Regions from separate parts of the Homo sapiens genome. Here region 1 is linked to region 2. A link is a contact called in ENCODE Hi-C or POLR2A ChIA-PET data. All regions are on one chromosome and are shown on one strand. Each heading gives the region's core, a stretch centred on a gene start or an enhancer-like site at or near the end of the contact. The rest is flanking DNA. Distances are from core to core; before and after follow the strand shown.

Region 1 (6,298 bases), core at 584-3,083, 480 kb before region 2:
GGGATTCTATAAGTTGATTTTTTGTTTGTTTGTTTGTTTGTTTGTTTGTTTTTTGAGACGGAGTTTCACTCTTGTTGCCCAGGCTGGAGTGCAATGGCGCGATCTCAGCTCACTGCAACCTCTGCCTCCCGGGTTCAAGCTATTCTCCTGCTTCAGCCTCCGGAGTAAGCTGGGATTACAGGCACGTGCCACCACACCCAGCTAATTTTGTATTTTTAGTAGAGGCGGGGTTTCTCCGTGTTAGTCAGGCTGGTCTGAAACTCCCAACCTCAGGTGATACGCCCACCTCAGCTTCCCAAAGTGCTGGGATTACAGGCGTGAGCCACCGCGCCCGGCGTGGGATTCTGTAAGTTGTTTTCGTGAGTTTCTAAGCTACATTCTATCAATTCTAGCATGCCGCACACAGGTCCAAAACTCCAGTTTGACATAAAGTGTTTGGGATAAGCAGAATCTTTCTAACAGGCTTGAGGACCTCCCCCCCCACCACCACAGCCTGGAAATACTTTATTTTCTTGTGAGATAGCCTAAGACTCTTCTTGCCTAATCTTTCTTCCTTCAGATTCCAGACCTGCATCAGAGTCTGAAAGCTCTCCCTACCTAGTCCACTCCTTCACCCGTTATCCTTCACAGGTGTTTCCCCAAAAACCTCTTTTATGTCGAATCCGATCCTCTTGGTATCAGCTTTTAGAGAACTTGAATTAACAGAAGGAGTGTCCAGTTATCGAACATTGCATAAAAAGAACCCTAAACCGTAGCTCAAAACAACAATCATTTTATTATGTCTCATGATTTGGTAGGCCAGGAGTTCAGGCAAGGCTGCCCTAGGTGATCCTTTTGTTCTGTGGGGCCGATGGGCTGGTTGGGAGGGGCTGGGATGGCTTCAATCACACGTCTGCTGCGTTGCTGGAGATAATTGGAAATCTGGGCTCAGCTGGGACTGTCAACCATACTGCCTGCTCATGGCATCTTCTCCACCATGGAGGCTGTATGACTTTTAAGATCTAGCCATAGAAGTCATATAACCTCACTTCTGCCATACTCTTCTGATAAAAGTAATCAGAAACACAACCAGAGTTAAAATGAGGCAATATACACCTCCTCCTTGAAGCCGGGAATGCCAAAGAATTTGCTGTTATGTTTCTAAATCGCCACATGAGGGCACCCTTTCTCTTATGAAACCACTAAGTTTCATCAACTTCAGGAGACTATCATTCAAACCAGAAGAGATGTATTAATTCTAACCAAAAGAATACTTGCTACCACAAAAATGCTGTATGGATCAGCAAACATACGTTCTAGTTTATACCCTCTTTTGTCATTACAGTTCAATTGTCAATGCCCCAATCAACAAAAAGGGAATTCAGATCTAGTGCTTTACACTCCAGATGACGTGAATCTAAAGACCATGACCCTGGTGACCACATTAGTTTCTTTAACGGTAAAGTCTGTATTTCCTACAAGTATAGAAGGCTGTCATGAAACGTAAACCCTGGCCACTGACTCTGATCATTTTTGGTGTGCGAAACTGTTACTCCTTTGGTTACTAGCAAGCATACAGAGGAGAGTAAATTGCACCTGAGCCTAACCTCCGACTAAGGGGCTGCTGTGACCTACTGTTGCCTTTTGGAACTTTAACTGGGGAGGTAAAAAACATGGAGTTATGATTACCAAAGGATAATGAGTTAAACTTCAAAGGAATAACTCAGTCTTATATCCCTGTCATCTTTTGCTGAGGCATCTTCATAAAGACTAAGCACGTTACGACCATGCAGCAGTGACTTTCCTTGGTTACAAAGCAAGAGTGGATTTGCCATCCTAGTCGTTGATAATGGTGAACATCAAGTTTGTTTTGTGTGCACGCATATGTGCTAAACATTCACTTGAAAGATACCTTGAGAACTACTTTGGCATAATACAAATGCATTTGACAGGCTTTTTTGTCTTGCCTCTCAAATTAGCAAATTTCCCTAGCCCTGAATAAAACCAAGCAACTACAGTATATAGAAAAATTTAGGAACCCTAAATAATGGATTGAAATTCTATTCAAACTTAACACCTAATTGTACTTTTTTAGTTATCAGTAACTAGACTATGTCATTCAGGGATCAATCTACCTCAAAGTAAATAGATTAAAATATCTTAATCTAAGAAATCATTCAGTTATAAAAGATATGATTAACCTAGCACTTTTTTTTCAAGTTTTTCCTCCTCTACCATAATTTTGATATGAAAAGTGGAGTTCTTGGCAGAAAAAGCAGAGTCTATGTCTGAATCATTCAGAGAAACAATGGTTAGCACAGTTTAGCACATAAAAGTTGTCCAACAAATATTTGTTGAAGCCAGGCGCTGTGACTCACGCCTGTAATTCCAGCACTTTGGTCAAGGTGGGTGGATCACTTAAAACCGGGAGTTTGAGACCAGCCTGGCCAACATAGCGAAACCCCATCTCTACTAAAAATACAAAAAATTAACTGGGTGTGGTGATGCACACCGGCGACAGAGTGAGACTCTGCCTCAAAAAATAAATAAATAAAATAAAATATTTGTTGAATGATCGGTTGAATGAATGAATGGATAAGTGGTATTTATTTGTGTTAACTTACTCAGTTAGGATTTTCATTTACACAGCTTCCAGAAGGTAGTGGTAGAAATTAAAAATAATAGGTAAGATAGAGGCTAATTTAAATTTGAAATAGCTATATGGTGTCTATTCAGCTTGTTAACGATTAATACTTAGATGTTAATTATAATTTACTTAGGACAGATTTCCTTTGAACTTCATTTCTTACGTGTCCATATCAGACAATTAGGTCTTTTTAGGTAAACCCCGATATTCTGGTTATCTTAATAACCATTACATCACCAACAATGATTAAAAGGTATTACCTTAATTACTTTCAGGCAAGGAATTTATCCACTTTGTTCAGCAGCAAGAAGGGCACATGACACAGAGTAAGCACCCGTTAAATACCTGTTGAATAAGGCACTTAATTATTAAACTCCATTTCTCAATGTGAGTACATAACAAAGAATGTGCAGCCATCCCTAATCCACCCTACATACCTACATTCTGATCACTACAGCAACCCTGAAAAGTAGGTATTATTTTATTCATTTCATAAATTAGGAAATTCTCACGGCTGGGATGTGACAGCACTTGCATTTGAAGCTATATTTGTATGTTTCCAAAGTCTTTTTAATTGCCTCCCCAGGCGCAGTGGCTCACGCCTGTAATCCCAACACTTTGGGAAGCCGAGGTGGGTGGATCACCTGAGGTCAGGAGTTCGAGACCAGCCTTACCAACATGGTGAAGCCCCATCTTTATTAAAAAAGAAAAAAAATACTAAAATAAATTAGCCTAAAAAATTAGGTGGTGGCAGGTGACTCTAATCCCAGCTACTCGGGAGGCTGAGGCAGGAGAATTGCTTGAACCCAGGAGGTGGAGGTTGCAGTGAGCCAAGATCGTGCCACTGCACTCCAGCCTGGGCAACAGAGCCAGATTCTGTCCCGAAAAAATAAAATAATAATAATAATTGCCTCTCCGATAAGATAATCTTAAGGACATATACATATAGAAAACAAAAACAAACAACAATTACTGGATATCTGACTTTGTGTCTGGACTTAGTCATTTGCCTCGTGATTGTCCCTGATAGCCATGTTCAGGGACAATCTATTTTCATATAGAATCATCCATCAGGGCCCCGTACTGCCTTTTGGCTCCAAATTCTGCCTCTTGGGGTTTTCCTATTAATTGTTGTCAACACAAAGACCAGACCACCATTCCCTATTCAGCCTGGGTTTCCTGTCTTTTCACAAACCAATCATTCAGCCACCAACAAATAACCAGTCCTTGGTTCTTTTTTTAGTAGAGACGAAACCACACTCGGCTAGTCCTTGGTTCTTTGAAGAAAGACTATGCTTACCTGAAATAACAACACAGAATTGAGCTCTAGGCAAATTTGTCCTCATAACCCAATCACTTTCTCTGATGTGTCCTCAGAAAATGCAAAATATTTTAATACTGGCCTGATGATCATAATTCTTCTCTACTCCAAAATCCTAAAGATATTCTATGTTTTATTTTTAGTTGTTGAGACAGGGTCTTGCTCTGTCACCCAGTCTGGAGTGCAGTGCAGCCTCACTGTTGCCTCAACTTCCCAGGCTCAAGTGATCTTCCCACCTCAGCCTCCTGAGTAGCTGGGACCACAGACACATGCCACAACACCCAACGAATTTTTGTATTTTCTGTAGAGACGGGGTCTTATTATGTTGCCCAGGTTGGTCTTGAACTCCTGAGCTCAAGCAATCCTCTCACCTAGCCTCCCAAAGTGCTAGGATTACAAGCATGGGCTACCATGCCCGACCTATATATTTTTTTCTAGCAGTTACAATCTTTCATATTTAAGTCCTTACTTATTTTTACATCTCTCCCTTAGGTAGGAATCTAATTTTTATTTTTCCATAAAAACTAATTTTTTCTCCAAAATAGACCAAATTCTCATGTGCCTGTTTCTGGGTTCTATTCTGGTCTATTCGTATGTTCCTGTACCAGTACCACATTGGTTTACCTACTACGGCTGAGTAATATGTTTAAATATCTGGTGGAAAGGGGCTGTCCCCTCTTTTTCTTTTTTTTTTTTTTCTGATTGTCTTAGGCAGGGGTTAGGGAATTAGGGTTCATGGGCCCAACCCTATTCACTAACTATTTTAGTAAGTTTTATTAAAACACCACTACTCTAATTTGCTTCTTTTGAACACTGCAACAGCCAAATTGGGTAGTTGCATCCAGCCACCAAAGATTAAAATGTTTAATATCCAGTCTTTTGTAGAAAAAGTTGACCAATCCCTGGTCTTAATTTACTCATGGACATGTATACTTTTACATGAATTTCAGAATCATTTTGTAAACATTCCCAGTTCCAAGTTATTGATTGTAAGGAACAGAAACTGATTCCAAATTAATACAGAAATGAATTTTATTGGGAAAGATATCAGAGAGCTCAAAAATCAGAAAGAAGATTAGAGAAACAGGCTCAGAAAATGGGCAGGAACCATGGGAGGCTTGACAACAGAGAAGGCTACACTGCTGCAGAGAGCCTGGTTAGGACACCACCAGGATGCTGCCACAGAGAATGTTCTTGCAAACCGTCCCTGCATCACCCTACCACTCACACAAGCTTCAGAGTTCCAGAAAGGAGAATGTTATGTCCAAGTTAGGATTACATACTCATATCCTAGTCTCCAGAGAGAAAGAAGGTTCTGATTCTTCTCCTACTTCCACAGAGAGAGGCAGGGCTCTGCCCTCTATCAAGACTTACTCAATGGAGGGTTCGTTCAAAATATGAGAAGGCACATTCTCCCTAAAGTAGCTATAATTTTGCTTGGAATTGTCCTAAATTGAGGGAAAATGGTTATCCTTAAATACTGCTGCCTCATTCATGAAGATGATTTTTCTGATTATTAATTCAGGTTTCTTTTTGCCCTTTGGTAGAGTTTCAAAATGTTCTTCTGTGGTAGTCTTGTGAGTTTTTGTCTATTAAGTCTTGATATTTTACCGGGATTTGGGATTGTTTTAGACAGTATCTTCTTTTCTATTATCTTTTTAATTTTATTATTTCTAGTACTGAAAAATGTTGCTGACTTTTGTATATTGATCTTGCAATCCCCAAGCTTCTTATTACTTCTAAGAGTTTATTGATTTACTTTAATTTTCTATGTAAATAGTCATAGCAGTCATAACACTTGGAAATGACAATTTTATTTCCTCCAATCCAATCGTTATATTTCTTAGTGTTCTATGTCATGTTATTACATTGGCCTGAGCCTCCAGTGTGAGGCAGAACATTATGATAGCCAGTATTCTTGAATTATCCCTAATTTTAAAGCAAACATTTTTCAAGATTTTCCAGGTAAACAGTAAATACCTTTTTATCACATTAAGGAAATTTCTTTCTGTTCCTAGTTTTCTGCTAATTTAAATTGTAAATAAATATAGCACCTTATGGAATGCTTTTTATGCTCTGTTGAAATGTTCTAGGTATTTCTTTCTTTGGTTTCTTAATATGGGAAATCACATTAATAAATTTTTCAAATGTAGAATTATCTCCTTGCGGTCCTAAGAATTAACTATAACTGGTCATGGTATGCTATATTTTTAAATCATGATATATTATTTTAGTAATTACCAAATTCAGTTACCTAATGCATATTAGTATTCTTGCATTTCTGTTCAGAAGTGAGAACTATCTGTAATCTACTTTATTGCACTACTCTTATCAAGTTTTGATATTAGGGT
Region 2 (6,288 bases), core at 1,608-4,107:
AAGTAGCCGGGCATGGTGGCATGTGCCCGTAATCCCAGGTACTTAGGAGGCTGAGGCAGGAGAATCACTTGAACCCAGGAGGTGGAGGTTGTGGTGAGCCGAGATCGTGCCACTGCACTCCAGCCTGGGCGACAGAGCAAGACTCTGTCTTAAATAAAAAGGCTCAGGTCTGGAAACTGAGCAAGATATTATAATTTTTATTGGGACCACTGTCCTAAGCTACCTACTCCTCCATTCTTTACTTGTTTTGATTGTAGATGTTAAGTAGTACCCTTGTAGGGTGCCAACTTGTTTGGACCCTAGAAACTCCAAATTATATTCATCATTTCTACAACTGCCTGACAACCAAGCCCCCTCTGCTGCTTCTTTAACCTTGCTGGTTTTTAGAGTAACTGTGGCCCCTGGCTTCTGGCAGTTACCTGGTCTCTCTTACTCTGGGGGCTCATCATGCTCGCTACAATTAAGGAGCCCAGCTCTGTAATAGAGGAGGCTTGATCTCCTCTCATACCTTCAGTCCTGGCCTACAGAGCAGAGCCACCACTGAAGTTCTTCGTGATATCAGTGCCCCTCTCTCACTACTCCTTGTTAAGAGCTAGCATTTACTCCACCTGAGAAGACCCTACTGAGGCCTTTCCACCACAAGGCAGCCAGAAACCCCTCACAGTTACCCTCCGTCTGCTGACAAGCAGATAACTAGTGTTAAATCCCAGCCCAATACAGCTGGGGAAGTTCTAGGTCTGAAGGATCTGCAAGAAGGATCTGCAGGAAGAGGCAGCAGCATCACTGAGATCTTGTTGGTTCCTGCAGTCTCCTAATGGTAGGAGAGATAGGCACCGATTTGGGAATCCAGTGACCAGGAATTCTTGGGGCTACCCACCCAGATGTTTCAGGGCTCTGGTCTTTTTGTGACAGATCTGCCTTGCCTGATAAATGCCTCTGCAGCTCCTTATTCTAAGTCCTATGATTGCCCCGCAGCTGAGCTCTCTTCCACTGCAGGGTGATAAGGATCTCTTTGTAAGCAATACCACCGCAAGTGCATCCTGGCTCTCATACTTAACCTTTAGTTGTTAACTGCTCTCAGTTTCTCATCACTCTGAAGGTTTTCAATTCAACTTAGTAATAACTAGCTACTGTCTTTGCAGGTGTTAGTCCCACTGCATCTTTTAAATGCCTGGATTCTTGAATTGGCAAGCCTGTTTTTCTCAGGGAATGTTTCCCCAGGTCATCACCTGTGAAATAGTGGCAGTCGAGCCACTACCTTGAGCCAGGGACAATCTGTGACCCACTCTCCACTCAGCATGGGGTTTTCCTTGCCATTCAGTGATTCCATCCCCAATCTCCACCTTTTAGCCTGCTTTCTTGGACTGTTCCTGGTACCAACTATGTCAGTTAAGTTCCTCTGAAAAGCAGATCTCAAGATGGAATTAGAGGTGTATGAGATTTATTGGGAAGAAACACCTGTGAAGGATAAAGGTTATGATGTTATGATGTGTGTCTGACACATGTGAAAAGAGCATGGGAAGGAAGAAGTAGCTCTGAAAAAGGAAGTCTTGCCCAGGCCTATTGAGGCACCCATATGTAAAGACTATCCACCAGAGAAGTCCCTCACTGGTTAAGAATTGTCTGTTTCTGGGACACCCACAATTTTCCACAGTCTTCCACAATGTTCAGTCACTGGGAACAGTCTGCGGGGAGAAAGGCATTGATGTGAACACCATGGTGGATGCAGGAGGTACAGCAGGTAGGGGCTGTCAGCCAACAGTCTCTTTTGCGCAGGTTATCTCTTGAAAGGAAATCTGAGCGGTGCGTGTTCATAACTACCATAGCTATTGTAGCTTGATACAACGCCTGCTTTGCTGTAAATCAGGTTTATTTGCAAGAGTTTTTATTTATTTTTATATGTATTTTGATTTTTAATATGTACTTTATTGATTTTTATATGTATCTTGTGCCAGTACCACATTATCTTAATTATAAGAGCTTTTGCTGGGTGCCATGGCTCACGCCTGTAATCCCAACACTTTGGGAGGCTGAGGTTGATGGATCACTTGAGGCCAGAAGTTTGAGACCAGCCTGGCCAACATGGCAAAATGCTGTTTCCACTAAAAATACAAAAATTAGCCTGGCGTGGTGGTGCATGCCTATAATCCCAGCTACTTGGGTGGCTGAGGCAGGAAAATCACTCGAACCCGGGAGGTGGAGGTTGCAGTGAGCTGAGATAGTGCCACTGCACTCCAGCGTGGGTGACAGAGCAAGATTCTGTGTCAAAAAAAGGAGAGAAAAACAAAAAGTCTTGTTATTTGATAGGGCAAGTACCTCCACGTTAGTCTTCGGACACAGGTGTATCTGGGCTATTCTTGTTCTTTCCTCTTTCACATAAATTTTTAGATCATCTTGTCAAATTCCACAAACAGGCCTTGAGTGTTTTAGTTGGAATTGCATTGAATGTTTAATATCAATGGGAGGAACTGACATGATATTGAGTTTTCAAATCCAAGGATATGGTATATACATCCATTTATTTAAATCTTTTAAAATGTCTTTCAATATTTTAATCTTTTTTCCAGAAAAGGCTTGCATATCTTTTTAAAGATTCAGAGTTGGCATTTTAAATTTGGTTATTTTTGTAAATGGTATCTTTTAAAAAGTTACAAATTTTTTTTTTTGGTCGTTTCTTGCTGGTGTGCAGTCGTGCCTTTCAAAACGGACCTACCTTGAGGCAAAGGGGCCAGGACTTCATGCCCCACATCAACCAGGCATTGGATAAGGGCGGCCCTCAGGGACTGGGTGTGGCCCCGTGTGAGGAGTCTCTTGGCCTGCGGGAAATGCCTGGAGAGTGACTCAGCTGAGAGCTGTCAGCCGCCGACATTCCTGTCAGCTGGGGAAAGACTCCTCAGGTCCTGACGGGACTATCTCAGCAGCAAGCCCTCAGCAACCACTAAATGCCTTCTAATGGGTTAAAGAAATTCTCGTTTATTCATAGTTTTAAAGTTAAATGTTCCTGCTTTGGCAAAAGAAGGAGAGTGGTCCAGCTGTCTTGCATGACATTTGGATCTGGGGTTTAACTGTTTGTCTAACAGACTTCCAACTAATCATTACTGTTTCAGTCTTACCTTTACCCCCAGTTTGCAGAACTACCGGATGACTTTCAAACCTGGGCCTTTCTGGTTTTGCAGGAAAGACTGGCTTGCTTTAGGCTTCCCCTACTGCCAGCATAGGTTTTAGCTTTCTTTGATTATCTAAATCAGTTACCACTTCATCACCTGCTTTCTAACCTTCCAAGTTTTGGCGCTGTCTTCCCTTGTTTTCTCTTTGTCTTGTACTCCCTCCTTTTATTTTATTATTACTTACAACAATTGAGACATCTAGGGTATCTCTTTCTCTGTTTTTTTGAGACAGAGTCTCACTCTGTCGCCCAGGCTGTCGTGCAGTGGCGCGATCTCGGCTCACTGCAACCTCTGCCTTCCGGGTCCAACCGAATCTCCTGCCTCAGCCTCCCGAGTAGCTGGGATTACAGGTGCCTGACACCACGCCTGGATAATTTTTTTGTATTTTCAGTAGAGACGGGGTTTCACTAGGTTGGCCAGGCTGGTCTCAAACTCCTGACTTCAGGTGATCCGTCTGCCTCAGCCTCCCAAAGTGCTGAGATTACAGGCATGACCCACCGTGCCTGGCTGCTATCTGTCCTTTTTAATCCTTGTGATTTAAGTAGGGCTTCAGGAAAGAGCAGAGGTATAATAATGCTTCCAATTGCTCTCTTGCCTGAAAGCCCTGTTTGATTTGGAGATTTATGAAGTATGGGCAAAGCAGGCTGAGTTTGACACATGCTGTTTCTAATGCCTGAAATTACATCCTCTTCCATCCTTGCTTGTCTAACCCATCCTTCAGCCCTCACTTTGGTAGTCACATTTTCCAGAAAGCCTGCCTTCACAGCCCAAGTCCTGGATTAGATGGCCCTTCTAGGCAATCTCATTATAATCTGTGTTCACTCACACTTTGCTGTAATTGCCTGTTTGCCGGTCTTTAAGATCTCATAGGCTAAATGTTTTGATTAGTGGGATTGTATTTGATCTCTATTGGAGTCCCTGGTCCCAAGCATAGAGATGATTTAAGAGGTACTCAGTAAAGTTGTATTGAGTGAATACGTATTACATAGCTTTGAATTGATTTCTGATCAATGCAGTAACTTACAAAGTTCTCACTTTCTGCAAATATTTTTTTCATTCTTTCTTTGCTGGGCTGGAGAAACCAAAAAGGCAAAATACTAGTTTTATTTCCGTGGACATTGGAAGCTTTAACTAATGTCATTTAAAAAGTACTTGGATTTCATCTTTAATATGAAGAGTTAGATGGAGTGGCTGATGTATAAATTTCTTTCTTTAAAATTATTTGAAATTCTTGGAAAGTTTTCTACTTAATCTTTAAAAAAAGGCATTGTAAAAAATCTCTGGAAGAAAGGCATTATGACAACGACTGCATATACAATAAAATATGAGGATAAAATATTAAAAATGGAAAAGAGATTTTTAATGAGTTTTAGGTGTTCATAAATATTGTTTAGGTCATAATCCATTTTAGGAAATATAAGCAACATTGATAACTTTGGCAACCTTTTAATATAAATTAATTTAAAATTGCATATCATATTTACCATTCTGTAGAGCAATACTCTTAGTGCTTTCATACTTTGCAGTCAAAAGTGCCACTGTGCCTGGCCTGGATGGCAGGAAGATTGCTTGAGCCCAGGAGTTTGAGACTAGCCTGGGCAACATGGCAAGACCCCATCTCTTTAAAAAAATTAAAAAAAAAAAGGGCCATCCAATGGAACAAAACTCAGACTGATGTAACCTTTCCAAGATAAAGTTCTTGGAGAGTTTGTTTTGACTGATACTTATATACAGGAGATAACACAAAATTATACCTACTCATCTTCTGATTCTGAAGGTCCAGGCCTCCTTTTACGAATATTTGTAGATAAGGAATACCCTGGAAGATGCTTTTGTGACAAGCAAACTCATCCTCCAGTATAGAAAATCTGTTACAGGGTCTGTAATTCAGCTACACAGGACATCTGGAAAGGCAGACTTTGAGGGGCATTCTTTCTCTTTCATGTGTACACTTTTATCAAAGGAGACAATTTCATTTGCTTTTAATTTTTTTGGACTTCTCTGAAGTTACACATGCACAATGTAGATAGTGTGAAAAATATAAAAAAAAAGTATTAAGAAAAAATGAAAATCACCTGGAATCTGATTGCAGAGAAACCACTCCTGATATTTGATTGCATTAATTTCCTGGCTTTTCTTTCTTGATGTGTTTATTTCCTCCCATGGTTGAGACACTCTAAGTATAGCTCCAGGTCCCTCTCTTTCCACTTAGCAACGAATCATTGTTATTTCTTTAATTCATTAAATATTCTTTGAAAATATAATTTTAATGGCTGTGTAATAGTCATCATATAAATGTACCATAATTTAACAGTTTCCCTGTTTATCACCTTATAGAATGTTTTCTTATTTTTCCTATTATAGCAATAAGCTATATTTCATAACTTTATTGTAAGTCTTGTTATGACTGAGGAAATTCAGTCTGCAACTCTGAAGAATGAAAGTAAACACAGATTTGTAGTAGAGACTTTTTTGAGGTAATACATGTGAAATGTATGTAAGTTACTAATAGAAAAGATAATATATTTGGTAGGTATGATTAGTATTAGTGTATGGGGAATTTTATTTGTATTATTTATATTATCTGTATTGTTAAACTTAAGCAGCCTACTATTTCAGAAAACGTTAAATCATATCTACTTTCAGAATAAATTAAATCATAAACCATAGTCTATATGACATAGTTAATATATTAAACCAAGTGTTCTCAGAGAACACTCGTTGTCAAACTGGATGGCAAGCTATTAGTGGGTGAAGATATATTATTCCTTGTAACCAACATTTTTTTAAAATAAAATACAATAGAATATAAAAATATCAAAGGGCATGCCTTAGTTAAGTTTTCTTACTGGAAAGAGTGAAAGCTACTGGCATTGACTGATAGAAAAGTTTATTGTTTTATAACCACTAGAGGGCAGTCATTACATTAGTTTTAAAAAAGGCCAACTAACAGCTTAATACAAGTTGACCTAGTTTTACAACTGATTATGATAGACATAAAATTACATTTAAAAAGATTGTCGGGCTGTTAATGTACTGTTATTTGAGGACCTATTACATGGCACACATTGAGTTAGGGAGACATTGATGAATAAGACATGTTCTAGAATGCAGTGAGAAG

What was found. A loop is a pair of places that touch in the nucleus more often than their neighbours do. ChIA-PET counts read pairs that join two places held with the same protein, here RNA polymerase II (POLR2A). Pooled maps may share reads with other maps.
Region 1: a map of mammary epithelial cell shows a loop between it and region 2 (4-fold over the local background). The contact joins two enhancer-like sites. A Hi-C loop is called at or near these places in 2 of 168 maps with a recorded cell type or tissue (HCT116 and mammary epithelial cell) and 4 of 50 pooled maps. POLR2A ChIA-PET finds 5 or more read pairs at or near these places in 1 of 52 experiments (WTC11).

The regions. Positions count from the first base shown.
Region 1 is chr11:102,490,453-102,496,750 of GRCh38, reverse strand. It overlaps LOC102723838 (a long non-coding RNA gene), which reads right to left. Exons shown (of 3, transcript NR_135076.1): 2 at 2,887-2,971. Among named protein-coding and RNA genes, the nearest start is that of MMP7, 37 kb to the left of the region's middle. Within about 2 kb of position 1,833, at least 2 of the 41 ENCODE cell types and tissues checked have a DNase peak (open chromatin) inside an H3K27ac peak, as active enhancers do.
Region 2 is chr11:102,007,825-102,014,112 of GRCh38, reverse strand. No RefSeq gene overlaps it. Among named protein-coding and RNA genes, the nearest start is that of CFAP300, 36 kb to the left of the region's middle. RefSeq lists enhancers at 1,991-3,190, 3,476-4,102. Within about 2 kb of position 2,857, at least 6 of the 41 ENCODE cell types and tissues checked have a DNase peak (open chromatin) inside an H3K27ac peak, as active enhancers do.